Linked DNA regions of Homo sapiens: region 1 is linked to region 2. The links are chromatin contacts, found by Hi-C in ENCODE. All regions are on one chromosome and are shown on one strand. The core of a region is the stretch at or near the end of the contact, and the rest is flanking DNA. Distances in the headings are between cores, read along the strand shown.

Region 1 (6,758 bases), core at 191-2,690, 2.3 Mb after region 2:
ACCTTATGAATAAAGTTCTCAATAACATTTGTTGATATACTGTTTGATGACTAAACGACAGGAATATTGTTGGTGCTGTTAAAACCAAGGCACATTTCCTTGTGTGTAGTGATTAAAATCTGTTAAATGTACATTTTTAAAAAACCTCTGCCCTCTGTCCCCTTCTTGCTCTCTTGCCTCTAACAGACCTGCACGTACAAAAATAAAAGTAGATGGTGACGTGAGTTTATGATTTACATTAATTTCCCTACTCGGAGCATTTTTCACTAAGTCTTTAGAGGTTTTAAGATTCAAACACTATGTAAGAAGAATTATGGTTTGAACTACGTAACAATTACCTAGACATCTTTTGGACTTCAGTTAACCTGTAAGTAAAATGAGCATCTTTAACTTTTCCACGGGGCTTTGGAGAACGGGTTCTTCCTCATAAACGCTTTCATATACTCAGACACGAGGCGCGGTAGAAGATCAAGCGTATCCATCAATTTGAGAGCTTTTCACGACCTCAGTTTACCCACTTAGGGAAACGGGCGTATTAACTTGTTTCCTAGGGGACCCGGGGGTGAAATTAATTAGCGTGTTTAAAATGCTCTGAGATCCAAAGATGAAAGGAAATGTGAAAGACGCGCAGAGATGATGACAACAATCATAACAATAAAAAGAATGACTAACTTGAAGTCTGCGTTATGTAAGGGAGGAAAAGAAGTTATCAGATCCGCACAAACAAAAGGGAAACCCACCGCCCCTTTTGTTTCTCCCATTTCCCTCTCCTCCCCGCCACCCGCAGAGCTCCCCTCTCGCAGCCGGAGCGCGCGGCCAGCCAGGCGCGGGGCTCGGAGTTGGCCGCCGCGCGCCCCGCTCCCGGGCGGAGGGGGAGGCCGCGTAGGGCCGGTTCCTGACAAAGGCGCTTCCTCGAGCCAGGGCGCGGGATGCAGGCGCCGCAAACTCCGCTCCCCGCCGCAGCGGGGGCGCGCAGGCGGGCGGGGAGAGCCGGCTGCTGGCCGCCGGGGAAGCCGCCGAGGAAGTTGCGCGCCCGCCCTCCCCGCGCCCCTCGGCGGCCCCGCCGCCATCCATCCCGCGGCGCCCCGCGGTCACACTTACCGGACAATTGCTGGTGGCCGGGATCCCAGAGCGGCCCCCGAGACCCGAGGCGAGAGGGTGAAGTGTTGTGCGCGGGGAGCGCGAGCAGACAGCCCGCCGTTCCGCCGCTGCCCTCCGCGCCCGCCAGCCGAGCCCAGCGAGGGGAAGTTGACCACGGAGCCGAGCGCTGAGGAGCCGCGGACGCAGGGAGAGGCGTTGGGGCTGCTTTGTGGTGCGCTCCCGGAGGGCTGGGGACCAATTCGACCGCACCGCGGGACTAGGGCTGCTGCCGCTGCTGCTAGTGGAGGCGGCGGCGGCGCCCCCCGACGGTCCCTCCGCCTCACACCGCCTCTGGGTCACTGACATACACTCGCAAGGAGGGGAGGGGTCTAGCCGGGGGGCGGGGCCTGAGGGAGGGGACCGGGCAGGGCCACAGCGGAAGGCGGTGTCGCCGCACCGAGAAGGCTCTTGGGAATTGTAGTTCTCCGGTTGAAGAAAAAAGGGATTCATTGTTGTCCAGCACCCTACCAGGCTCGCTCTGCACTGAGCATGCTCGAGGGCGAGGTTTGGACCGCCCCCTCCCACCGTTACCATGGTCACCGACACACTTAGCGAACGTGTTCAGTGCTGCTGTTGGCTGAACAAGGACGGTCTTGTATTATGGTGTTGTTGGGGATCCAACCCTTAGACGGTCCTTCCTACTTTTCTCCACCTCCAACTCCTAGCCTTACCAGTCATAAGTACCCAGTGAGGTCTGACTTTCTCTCCATATTTCAGTCTTCCCTGCTGCGTAATTTATCTTCCACAAACCCTAAATCACAAATACCTCTGTCCCTCACTTCCCTCAATTGAATCTTCTCCGGCTAAATTCAATTTTCTTTACCTAAGACTTGTCGAAATGTAGTTGTTTCCAGTAATTGAACAATTAGGTTATAAAACTTAGGAATATCACCACTATCAAAGTCCCGTAATTAATTACTTTGCTCAGTTAGTCACATCTAACTTTAAGATTAGCAAAGGCAAAGTACAGAATTAAGACCCCTATATTTTACTTGATTACTATAAAAGAATCCGGGTTCGTTCATTTTAAGGCCTACAATTTTTAAGACATACAAATTTCATAAAGTATACGTTCAAAAGACAAGTTGAAAATTGTTTATGTGTATTGGCCAACTTTAGTTTGGTAATAAGAGAAGTCTGAACCAAGGTATGAGTATGTTGTTGGGCTGGTCAGCTAAGTCTACACCCATCTTGGGCACCCAGGTGTGGAAAGGTGGTAGGGAGGAGGGTGGAGAAAGGCAGGACACATTACTGGCTCTCCGGAGAGCTAAAGGCAACGCGTCCTGAGCGCTTTTGTTTTCCTTCTCCACCTACCTAGAACCCCACACCCTGGAAGAAAAAGATTAATGCTTAGGAATCAGACACACTTTTGGAGCAAGGCTTTCAGAGAGTCTCAAGATCAGAAATCCTTATATCTACAGACTATATAATTATACACTCATTCAAAAAATGCTTGTTGAGTGTCTACTTGTGCTAGGCACTGTTTTGAGCCCCAGAAATAGAGATACAAAAATGTAAAAGAAACATTCTTATTTTCAGAGTGCTTACTATGCAAAGGAGGAGACAGGTAAATAGACTTAATTTGAGAAGTACTACAATAGGAAAATGCAAAGCTACCCACAGATGTGGGCAAAATCAGGAAATGCTTCAAAGATCACTTGAGATAACTAGGAATTAACATGTTTGTGTATTTTGGTAGGGGAGGAGGAAGAGAGAGGTGGGTGAGAGCATTGGGGGTGGTGTTGGGGAGAGCATCAAGCACAAATACCTAAAGGTGTGAGACCCAAACGTATTTTGGTTCAGCAAATAGTTGCATTGCTGGCAGTAGAATGGAGTTGGGGGAGTGGCAAGAGGAGACACTGAAAAAGGTAAGGGAGACAGCTTAGGTAATGAAGAATCTTGCACAATATGCTAAGGAACATGAACCTTTTCCTGGAAACAATGGGAAGCCACACAAGGATTGTAAGCAGATGGAATTTTGATAAGATAGGCATTTTAGAAAGATCACTCTATGGAGTGTGGTATGTATGGGACCTGTTACAGTATTACAGGGGAAAAAACCATGAGAGACTGAACTAAGGTAAGGCAGTGGCAGAAGAGAAAACTGAGGGTAATCAGACACTATTCAGGGGATAGAATATAGAACATAGTGACTAATTGCCTAGGTTTGGGGGTGAAGGGAAAAGTAAAGTTATGAATTATGATGCTTGTGGTTGAAAGCAGCAGAAAACCCAGCTCTAACTGGCTTAACCAATAAAGGAGATTTATTGAACCATCTAGCTAGAAAGTTCAGGAAAAAGGCAGTCTATAGGGATGACTGATTCAACAAATCAGAGATGTCATTAAAGGCACTTTTTTTCCCTCATTTTAATTGCTTTATTGTTAGCTTTATTGTCAAATGACGGTTGCCAACAACTTGTGTAGCTTTAAGTTTCGCTATTTAGGTCCAAGAAGAAATAAGAAAAAGATTCACTTTTGGAAGCTCTTTTGTAAAGGAAAGAAAACTCCTTTCCCAGAAGCCTCAATGATTTAGTCACATGTCCCTACATAAACCAAAAATGGCTGCCAGGAGATGGCACAAGGATAATTATCTTAGGATGAAGACATGTGCGTACCCTTAGAGCCATAGAAGTCAGCTTCTACCAAAGCTGTGATGAGGAGGTGCAAATATCCCAGTGAAAATTGAGCTGATTACTCAGAAAAAGAAGCATGGAGTCTGAGAAGTGGACCACAGTGTCTACTGCAAGGAAGAAGCCAATGATGGATCCCAGATTTTTGGATTGTGTGTTTATGAGCTAGTGATCAGTTATGTACATGACTCTTGTGCCCTGGAGACAGATTTGGGCAGCAGAAGATATAACTGGAATATACCATCATATAAATGGCTGTTGAAATTATGGCAATGGATGAGATCACCCATGGAGAGTATGCACAGCAGAAAAAGGAGTCAATAATAGCACCTTAGAGAACATCAGCACTTAAGGTGTAGGCAGGAAGATCGTGAAAATGCCTGGGAAGTAGCAAGAGAACTAGGACATAACAAGGAAGCAGGAAAGTAATCTACAACCAGGAGGAGAGTCAGTCAACATAAAGCCACAAATGACAGAGATGATAGAATTAGCAGTCAACAATGTTGAAACAATTACAATAAGTATGCTCAGTATGCTGAAAGAGAGAAATCAAAGATATAAAAAATGGAATTTCTAGAAATTAAAATGACAATTTCTGAAATAATTTCACTGGATGGGATTAACACTCAGAGGCAGATTAGGCACAGAGCAAATTAGACACTCAGAAGAAAAGATTAGTGTACTTGAAGACATAGCAGTAGAAGCTAGCCAAAAGAAAGCACACAAAGAAAAAAAATGAAAAAATACCCCCCAAAACAGAGTCTCAGTGATCTATGGGATAATACCAAGTGTCTAATATTTGTGTAATTGGAGTTCCAGATGAAAGATGGGTCAGAGGGGTGACAGAAAAATTATTTGAAGTAATATAGCTGAAAATATTTTCACGTTTGATGAAAATTATAAACCCACAGATTCAAGCAGCTCAATGACCCCTAAGCAGAGTAAACACACACTCCCAAAAACCACTGCAAAATACGTCACTATTAAATTGTTGAAAACCAATAATAAGAAAATATTAAAAGCAGCCAGAGGAAAAAGGCAAATTATGTATAGAGGAATAAACACAAAATATCAGCAGACCTTTTTTTTTTTTTTTTTTTTTTTGAGGTGGAGTCTTGCTCTGTCGCCCAGGCTGAAGTGCAGTGGTGCGATCTCGGCTCACTGCAAGCTCCGCCTCCCGGGCTCACGCCATTCTTCTGCCTCAGCCTCTGGAGTAGCTGGGACTACAGGCGCCCGCCACCACGCCCGGCTAATTTTTTGTATTTTTAGTAGAGACGGGGTTTCATCGTGTTAGCCAGGATGGTCTCGATCTCCTGACCTTGTGATCCTCCCACCTCGGCCTCCCAAAGTGCTGAGTTACAGAAATGAGCCACCGCGCCCGGCCAAATATCAGTAGACTTCTAATCAGAAACTGTGCAAGTCAGAAGACCATGAAAAGGCATTTCCAAAGTGCTGAAAAAAAAACCTGCCTGGCATGGTGGCTCAAGCCTATAATCCTAGAATTCTGGGAGGCCAAGGCGGGTGAATCCCTTGAGCTCAGGAGTTTGAGACCAGCCTGGCCAACATGGCAAAACCCCGTCTCTACAAAAAAAATACAAAAATTAGCTGGGCGTGGTGGCATACGCCAGTAGTCCCAGCTACTCCGGAGGTTGAAGTGGGAGGATCGCTTGAGCCCAGAAGGTCGAAGCTGCAGTGAGCTGTGAATGCGCCACTGCACTGCAGCCTAGGTGACAGAGCGAGACCTTGTCTCAAAACAAACAAACAAACACCCTGACACATAGAATCCTATAGTTAGAGAAAATAATCTTTCAAAAATGAAGTTTAAGACAACAAAAGCTGTGAGGATGTCACCAGCAGAACTGCACCTCAAGAAATGTTAAAGCAACTTCTTGGAAACTTGGATTTATATTAAAGAATGAAGAGTGCCAGAAATGATAAATATATGAGTAATTATAAAAAACTTCTCCCCCTGACTTAAAATTTTTTGAAAAAAGATAACTGACTTTAAAATAAAAATGACAAGACTGTATTATCAGGTTCATAATTAAAGATTTCTGTCAGCATTTATATATAAGGGACAAAATTCTAGCTGAAGTCTTCAAACATGTAAAGTTTGATAACAATAGCTCAAAAGATGGAAGGAAGAAGTGGAATTATATAGAAAGGTCTTATATTACACATGAAGTATTATACTATTATTTGAAGGTAAATCGTGATGAGTTAAAAATGCATAAGCTAAACCTTAGAGCAGTCGTCAAAATGAAAAAAACAGATGTGGCTAAGAAGTCAATAGTGGAGATAAAATGAAATCTTAAGAATAAAAAGCTTGAATGGAGAAGCAGAAATAAGGAAGAAATCTATGTCCCTAATGACCATGGAGCTGACATACCAGCTCTGGACTCTACCTCCTGACTTCTTTTAAGTGAGAAACAAACTTGTTTTGTTTTTATTTTTTAAAATTTTTTATATTAAAAAAATAGAGACAGAGTCTTGCTATATTGCCCAGGCTGGTCTTGAACTCCTGGGCCCAAGCAATCCTCCTCCTCAGCCTCCCAAAGTGCTGGGATTACAGGTGTGAGCCACCATACCCAGCCAAGAAACAAACTTCTATGTTGTATAAAGACATTGCTGTTTTGTACTGTGTTATGTATAGCTGAACCTAATCAGACTCACAAGCCTATAGAAGTTTCATGAAATAGAGTATATTTCTCAGAATCAGGTAGATCCACGTGTTGCCAGCATTTCAACATAGTTCTGAGGTTCCTATATTTGTCACTAAAATTCCAGGGATACAGCATCTTTCGTGTGGGCATCATTTACTATTAGTTTAATTAGTTTTTCTTGAAGGAGAAAATACATGTAAAGTGCTTAGCCCAGGCTTGGAATGCAGCAAATGTTCAGTCAATATGTAGTACTTTGAAACCAAACCACAATAATGAGGTAGATGGCCCACAGGTTAGACATATGTTCGGGTTTGTTCTCCAAAGT
Region 2 (7,154 bases), core at 851-3,350:
CAAGGCAGGCCGTCACTTGAGGCCAGGAGTTTAAGACATAACGGGTCATCTTCACAGATAACTTAGGTGGCCTTTCCTTCCCACATGCACACCCTCCTCTGTTGTTTCAGTTCTTTGTCTGCTTTTGTTTCAAAGGTTGCTAAATTTCCCACTTATTTTGTTTGTTGAATATCAACCATATTATAAACTCTCTTGGCCCCCAAATTTATCTTTTTTTTTTTTTGAGACGGAGTTTCGCTCGTCACCCTGGCTGGAGTGCAATGGCGCGACGTCAGTTCACGGCAACCTCCGCCTCCCAGGTTCAAGCTATTCCCCTGCCTCAGCCTCCCGAGTAGCTGGGACTACAGGCCTACGCCAACACACCCACCTAATTTTGTATTTTTAGTAGAGACGGGGTTTCTCCATGTTGGTCAGGCTGGTCTTGAACTCCTGACCTCATGTGATCCGCCAGCCTCAGCCTCCCAAATTGCTGGGATTACAGACGTGAGCCACCCTGCCCGACCCAAAATTTATCTTTCAACATTCTGTTCCTAATCTAATAAATGTAAGCTTCAACTATGGTCCCTAGACAATTATCCTACAAACCTTCGTTTCCAGGTGTATTATCTCCTAAACTTACAAATGACTCCTAAATCTGGCCATTCTGACCTTTCCAACTCATTAGGACAAGTTAGAAACTATTACTTTTTCTTACATCCAGCGTTACCTATCTTAGCGCCATCACATTCCCAGTTACTTGGGCTGATGACTGCAAACACATGTAAGGTGTACTTTATATACGTGGGTCTTTATATGCTTTCTCACTGAATCCTCACAGCAAGCCTACACGATGGCTAAAAAGAAATGATCCCATAGCTGGGGGAGATTAAGCCAAATACTTTCCAGGACACCAGGCCTTTAACATCTGCCCCAACCTAGCTTTCTAATCTCACCTCTTCTGTAAACATACTACTATTCTCCAACCCAAAAGAACTACTATACTCAATATACACTCGGGCAAGATCTCTAAACCTCTGTCCTGACTTTTCCTTCCAGATTTTTCTATTTCAACTCGATTTCTCTTAATCTTAACTCTAAAAAGCAAACATTTTCCTCCAATTTTATAAGTGAATCTTTGGCACAGAGGTTACAGGTCACTAAGACATGAAGTAACGGAAGCAGAGAATGAAACTCTGGTCTTCCTGATTTCCAACGTGTGCCACACACTTCCACAAAAAAAACAAATAATTGTTTCTTGATTTGCCTATGTTTCACTGCACATGCGGAGACGACATCAACGTAACTTTTCCGCAACTATTTCAAACACGACACGTAAGTCGGTTCCCACATCCATCCCAGTACAATGGGCCCCGCCCCAATTTAGACTCGGAGAGTTCACCCAATTCGTCTCAACAGTTGTGCCAAGTGAAGTTTATTTAATAGTTCTTTAAATAAGAATAACAAAGCTGAAAGATACTGTGCATTCTACCAGTTCCAATAAGCAATAAGCGACAGCCCTCAAGCGTCAGATCCCTAGTGAAGACTGCATGCAATCCTCGGCATTTTGAACTGCTTTCGGCTCCAATATGAATGATGCACAGTGCAGGATGAAAAACTAAGGGAGATTAAGATGCAAAATGGGGCAAGTCCAAAGGCCTCCATACTCCGGGTTGGCGATCATCGGCAGAAAAACAGAAATAAGGATCCCTCCACTGGGCTGCTTCTATAGGGAGGACAAGAGAGGATCACCCGAAGAAATGGGAAATGAGCCAAACCCGCTCAAGCCCACGATGAGAGCGCAGAGCACAACCCCGCGGCGCCGCGGGTCAGGCCATGAGAGTGATACCTTTGGCGGCGGAAATGTTGCTGAAGCGGATCTGGGCTGGCTTGTCGCGGTCCTGATAGGCGCCTTTCCCGCGGCCGCCGGCAGCCCCGGCAGTCGCCCCGCTCCGGGGTGCCACATTCTCGGGCATGGCAAACTCCGCTGTGTCTGGGTTGGCTCGGGAAGGACGGATGGACCCGGATTCTGGCCGGCCGCAGTGTAATAACGGTAAGCCCTCACTGCCTTCACGAACCTTCCAGAAAGCGGCGCCGGCGTCGGGAGGAGGCGGAGGCGGAGAAGGGGGCCTTCCTTGCCGCGCGGCGCTGGCGTGACGTAGGAGGCTGTCCGCTGCGCGCCGGGCGAGGAGGATGCGTGCGGTGGGCTCCGGGCTGGCGAGATTGTACGCCCGGGGCGCTGTGGGTGAAGAGCGCCGGGGGAACCTTTACGCGAGGCAGCAATGACAACGCGCGATTTTAAAGGCGAGTGGTGAGGACATCCGCATTTCCTCACTCCACCTTGCACGGCTATGAGGTCCCCTCCTTTTTTTTTTTTTTTTTTTCTTTTTTTGGATACAGTCTCACTCTGTTGCCCAGGCTGGAGTGCAGTGGCGCAAAATCTCGGCTCACTGCAGCCTCCGCCTCCCAGGTTCAAGCGATCCTCCTCAGCCTCCCGAGTAGCTGGGATTACAGGCGTCCGCCACCATGCCCAGCTAATTTTTGTATTTTTAGTAGAGACAGGGTTTCACCATGTTGGCCAGGCCGGTCTCGAACTCCCGACCTCAGGTGATCCACCCGCCTCGGGCTCCCAAAGTGTTGGGATTACAGGCGTCAGCCACGAAGCCCGGCCTTTTTTTTTTTTTTTTTTTTTTTTGACAGAGTCTCGCTCTGTCGTCCAGGCGGGAGTGCAGTGGGGCGATCTTGGCTCACTGCAGCCTCGACCTCCGGGGCCCAAGCGATCCTCCCGCCACAGCCTCCCAACTAGCCAGGACGACAGGTGCCCGCCACCATGCCTAGCGAATTTTTGTATTCGAAACATAGCGAGACTGGGTTTCGCTGTGTTGCCCAGGCTGGTCTGACCTCCCCGGCTCAAAGCGGTCCACCCTCCTCAGCGTTTCAAAGTACTGGGATTACAGGCGTGAGCCACCGCGCCCACCCGGAGGTGCCCTCCTTTAACTCCGGCTGGATCTATCCGCGAGGTGGGGTGGGCGCCGGAATAACTCTCTAAGGGATATGACTGAGTCTGTTTTTGCCCGGCCACATAGACCTGCATTTTATGCAGTTTTGTTCATTTTGAAAGGGAGTCAGAAAAGGGAGATTTGGAATGAGGCGAGGTTAGTTATCTCGTATTGGTTGATACTGGGTGGTGGAGGTTTGACAGACTGCCAAATCAGGTCTGTCTAGTTACCACCGCCCGCTTGTTCTACACTAGTGTCTCCTGCATGACGTAGCCACTGACTCTTAGGGAACGTAAACATTATAATAAAGATCATTTATTTCCGTTATCTGCTAAGCACAGTGCTAAACCTTTACACGTTTTATATCTCGTTTAGTCCTCACAATAATCCTTTACTTAAAAGGTGAGAGAACTGGAGCCCAAAGAAGGAACTGAAGCCCAGGGTAAACGAGTCAGTAGATAGAAGCAGTATTCCAATACAAAGCAAGGACCAGAAGCCATGAGCTAAACTGCTGGTCTCCTATGACCACTATATTTCAGTAGGGAAGTTTATGAAATGAGGTTTGTTGAATGTTCGCTCACAATTATTAAGCACCTGCAAAGTGACAGTTGCGTGTGGTAGGTTCAGAAACAAATGTTCAAAGGTACTTAATCTTGTAATTATGAGGTGGTGGTGGTGTTGTTTGTTTGTTTGTTTTTGTTTGTTTTTGAGACGGAGTTTCACTCTTGTTGCCCAGGCTGGAGCAGTGGCACCATCTCGGCTCACCGCAACCTCCGCCTCCCGGGTTCAAGCGATTCTCCTGCCTCAGCCTCCCCAGTAGCTGGGATTACGGGCATGCACCACCATGCCCGGCTAATTTTGTATTTTTAGTAGAGACGGGGTTTCTCCATGTTGGACAGGGTGGTTTCGAACTCCCGAGCTCAGGTGATAGGCCCGCCTCGGCTTCCCAAAGTGCTAGGATTGCAGGCTTGGCGAGAGCCACCTCGCCAAGTTGTTCTTTAACACACATTTAGCATATTAGCACTAGGGGCCTGGCTCAGTAGCTCACGCCTGTAATCCCAGCACTTTGGGAGGCCGAGGTGGGTGGATCGCTTTAGGTCAGGAGTTTAAGACCAGCCTAGCCAACGTGGCGAAACCCCGTCTCTACTAAAAATCAAAACATTAACCGGGGGTGTAATCCCAGCTACTCGGGAGGCTGAGGCAGGAGAATCCCTTGAAGCCAGGAAGTGGAGGTTGCAGTGAGCCGAGATTGCGCCACTGCACTCCAGCCTGGGTGATAGAGCAAGACTTTGTCTCAAAAAAAAAAAAAAAAAAAAAAGAAGGATATTAGCACTAGGAAATGAAGATCCATAAACCTCTGAGGCCGACTTCTCTTCAGAGGACCAGAATACTCCCAAGTAGCACATAAATTCTATGGTTATTTGTTTAGACAACTGATGTAATATGTTGGAAACAAGTGGGTGATGAGGAAATGCATTAATTTTGGGATGTAAAATACTGGATTTGAGTTTATTAATAGCTCTGCTACTTATTAGCTATGTGACCTAAGGAAGGCCACTTAAATCCTTTGGGTCTCATTTTCCTCATCTGTAAAATAGGAGGGTTGAACTAGATGATCTCTAGGGGCTTACTAAACTACTAGTTCTACCAGTGTAAGGAGTCGATCTGTCAGCCATAAAGGACAGAGCAGAATTTGGAAGATGCCATTATTGGCTTCTTGGGAGAGTCTTAAAGTTTTGAGACATGCTTTAAGTATCTGAAATGTTTCAAGTTACAAACATTTCTTTTTCTGTGAAATTGGAATTATTTTTGTTCGTGGGATTAGGCAGTAAATAAATGTTAAACATCGGCTTTCATCAGAGTGTTAATGTACATTATTTCTCCATTAAAATGGGATTTCAACAAATATTAAAACCTAAACATGGCCGGGCGTGGTGGCTCACACTTGTAATCCCAGCACTTTGGGAGGCCAAGGTGGGTGGATCACAGGAGTTCAAGACCAGCCTGGCCAAGATGGTGAAATCCCATCTCTACTAAAAATACAAAAATTAGCCAGGCGTGGTGTCAGATGCCTGTAATCCCAGCTGTTCGGGAGGCTGAGGCAGGAGAATCACTTGAACTCGGGAGGCAGAGGTTGTAGTGAGCCGAGATCATGCCACTGCACTCCAGCCTGGGCGACAGAGTGAGACTCCATCTCAAAACAAAACAAAAACATAAACACTTGTGTAGAGTACTTTAAGCAAAGCACTGTTGCTAATGAAGGGTAAAAATGTTTTTAAAACTTTCTGATATTTATTTTTTATTTATTTATTTATTTTTGAGATGGAGTCTCGCTCTGTCACCCAGGCTGGAGTGCAGTGGCACAATCTCGGCTCACTGCAAGCTCCGCCTCCCGGGTTCACGCCATTCTCCTGTCTCAGCCTCCTGAGTAGCTGGGACTACAGGCGCCCACCACCAAGCCCGGCTAGTTTTTTGTATTTTTAGTAGAGAGGGGGTTTCACCGTGTTAGCCAGAATGGTCTCGATCTCCTGACCCGGTGATCCGCCTGCCTTGGCCTCCCAAAGTGCTGGGATAAAAGGCATGAGCCACCATGCCCGGCCAGCTTTCCTATATTTAAAAAATACTTTCCAAAACAAAACAAAACCAAACAAACAAAAATACTTTCCTGTCAGATCCAAGCAGACGTAAGGCATATGTGGGAATGTTGGCAATAACAATACAATTTCCTTAATAATTTATGAAATAGGTTTTACAAAACAATAATACTTTGTCAGCCATCCAAATGAAGGTTCTCTTTAGAATGAATAGCCCACGATGTCCTAGACCCTCAATAATAGGACTGAGCCAGGAACTGGTTAAGGTTAGAAAAGAAGAGAGGAGGGGCCAGGTGCGGTGGCTCATGCTGTAATCCCAGCACCTTGGGAGGCGGAGGAGGGTGGATCAGCTGAGGTCAGGGGATTGAGACCATCCTGGCTAACACGGTGAAACCCTGTCTCTACTAAAAATACAAAAAATTAGCCCGGTGTTGTGGCATGCACCTGTATTCCCAGCTACTGGGGAGGCTGAGGCAGGAGGATCGCTTGAACCTGGGAGGTGGAGGTTGCGGTGAGCCGAGATCGTGCCATTTCACTCCAGCCTGGGCAACAAGAGGGAAACTCTGTCTCAAAAAAAAAAAAAAGAAAAGAAAAGAAGAGAGGGCTGTATGTATCTTATCTCTCTTAGGTTTTACTCCAATTCAAAGACAGTGTTTGTTGTTATTTTGTATTTTTCTCTGCATTAGTTTATTATCGAGACCACCATTAAGCCCCGTTTTCCTAAGCCTTACTGTTTGCATCGTTCTTTTTTTTTCCCCCCTGAAACGGAGTCTCGCTCTGTCGCCCAGCCTGGAGTGCAGTGGCGCAATCTCAGCTCACTGCAACCTCTGCTCCACGGGTTCAAGTGATTCTCCTGCCTCAACCTCCCGAGTAGCTGGGACTATAGGCATGCGCCACCGTGGTCGGCTAATTTTGTATTTTTAGTAGAGACGGGGTTTCACCATGTTGGCCAGGCTGGTTTCGAACTCCCGACCACAGGTGATCTGCCCACCTTGGCCTTTCAAAGTACTGGGATTACAGGTGTGAGCCACCATGCCTGGCCTCATTCTATGTTTTTAAGTTTAGCTTGCAATAGTAACATGAAGCAGAGGCCTTGTTTCATTAAGTATATTTTGATTTTCCTAATTTTCCTAGAAAGGTTTCTAGTTAACATTTTTGTTACTTTCTAACCTTCCCAGTTAAAATATTTGTCTGAAAATGGGAAGAGGTTGATTGTTGGCAATAGTAAAAAATAAAAATTTAAAAGTTTAAGAAAAACAAATAAAAATGAAAATGGGAAGAGGAAAAGCCAAAGGAGGGTGCTGGCAAACTTAGAAGTTTTGTGATGTGTGAGTAAACAGCCAGGTTTTCTATCGAAAAACAGGAATGAACTAAACTTTCATTATTGTAGTACTAACAAGAGTTACAGGCCGGGCGCCTTGGCTCACGCCTGTAATCCCAGCACTTTGGGAGGCTGAGGCAGGCAGATAGCTTGAGGTCAGGAGTTCGAGACCAGCCTGGCCAACGTGGTGAAACCCTGTCTCTACTAAAAATACAAAAATTAGCTGGGCATGGTGGCACATGCCTATAATCTCAGCTACTCAGG

What was found. A loop is a pair of places that touch in the nucleus more often than their neighbours do. Pooled maps may share reads with other maps.
Region 1: a map of ascending aorta shows a loop between it and region 2 (13-fold over the local background). The contact joins the promoter of PELI1 here to the promoter of CCT4 in region 2. A Hi-C loop is called at or near these places in 3 of 168 maps with a recorded cell type or tissue (CD8-positive, alpha-beta T cell, ascending aorta and naive thymus-derived CD4-positive, alpha-beta T cell) and 10 of 50 pooled maps.

The regions. Positions count from the first base shown.
Region 1 is chr2:64,142,980-64,149,737 of GRCh38, forward strand. It overlaps PELI1 (pellino E3 ubiquitin protein ligase 1), which reads right to left and starts at 1,441. Exons shown (of 7, transcript NM_020651.4): 1 at 1,102-1,441. RefSeq lists silencers at 889-958, 969-1,038, 1,179-1,248, 1,329-1,518, 1,609-1,668.
Region 2 is chr2:61,886,556-61,893,709 of GRCh38, forward strand. It overlaps CCT4 (chaperonin containing TCP1 subunit 4), which reads right to left and starts at 2,101. Exons shown (of 14, transcript NM_006430.4): 1 at 1,826-2,101. The coding sequence starts at 1,952. It also overlaps a transcript of COMMD1 not described here. RefSeq lists enhancers at 1,129-1,690, 1,691-2,250, 1,792-1,871, 2,811-3,370.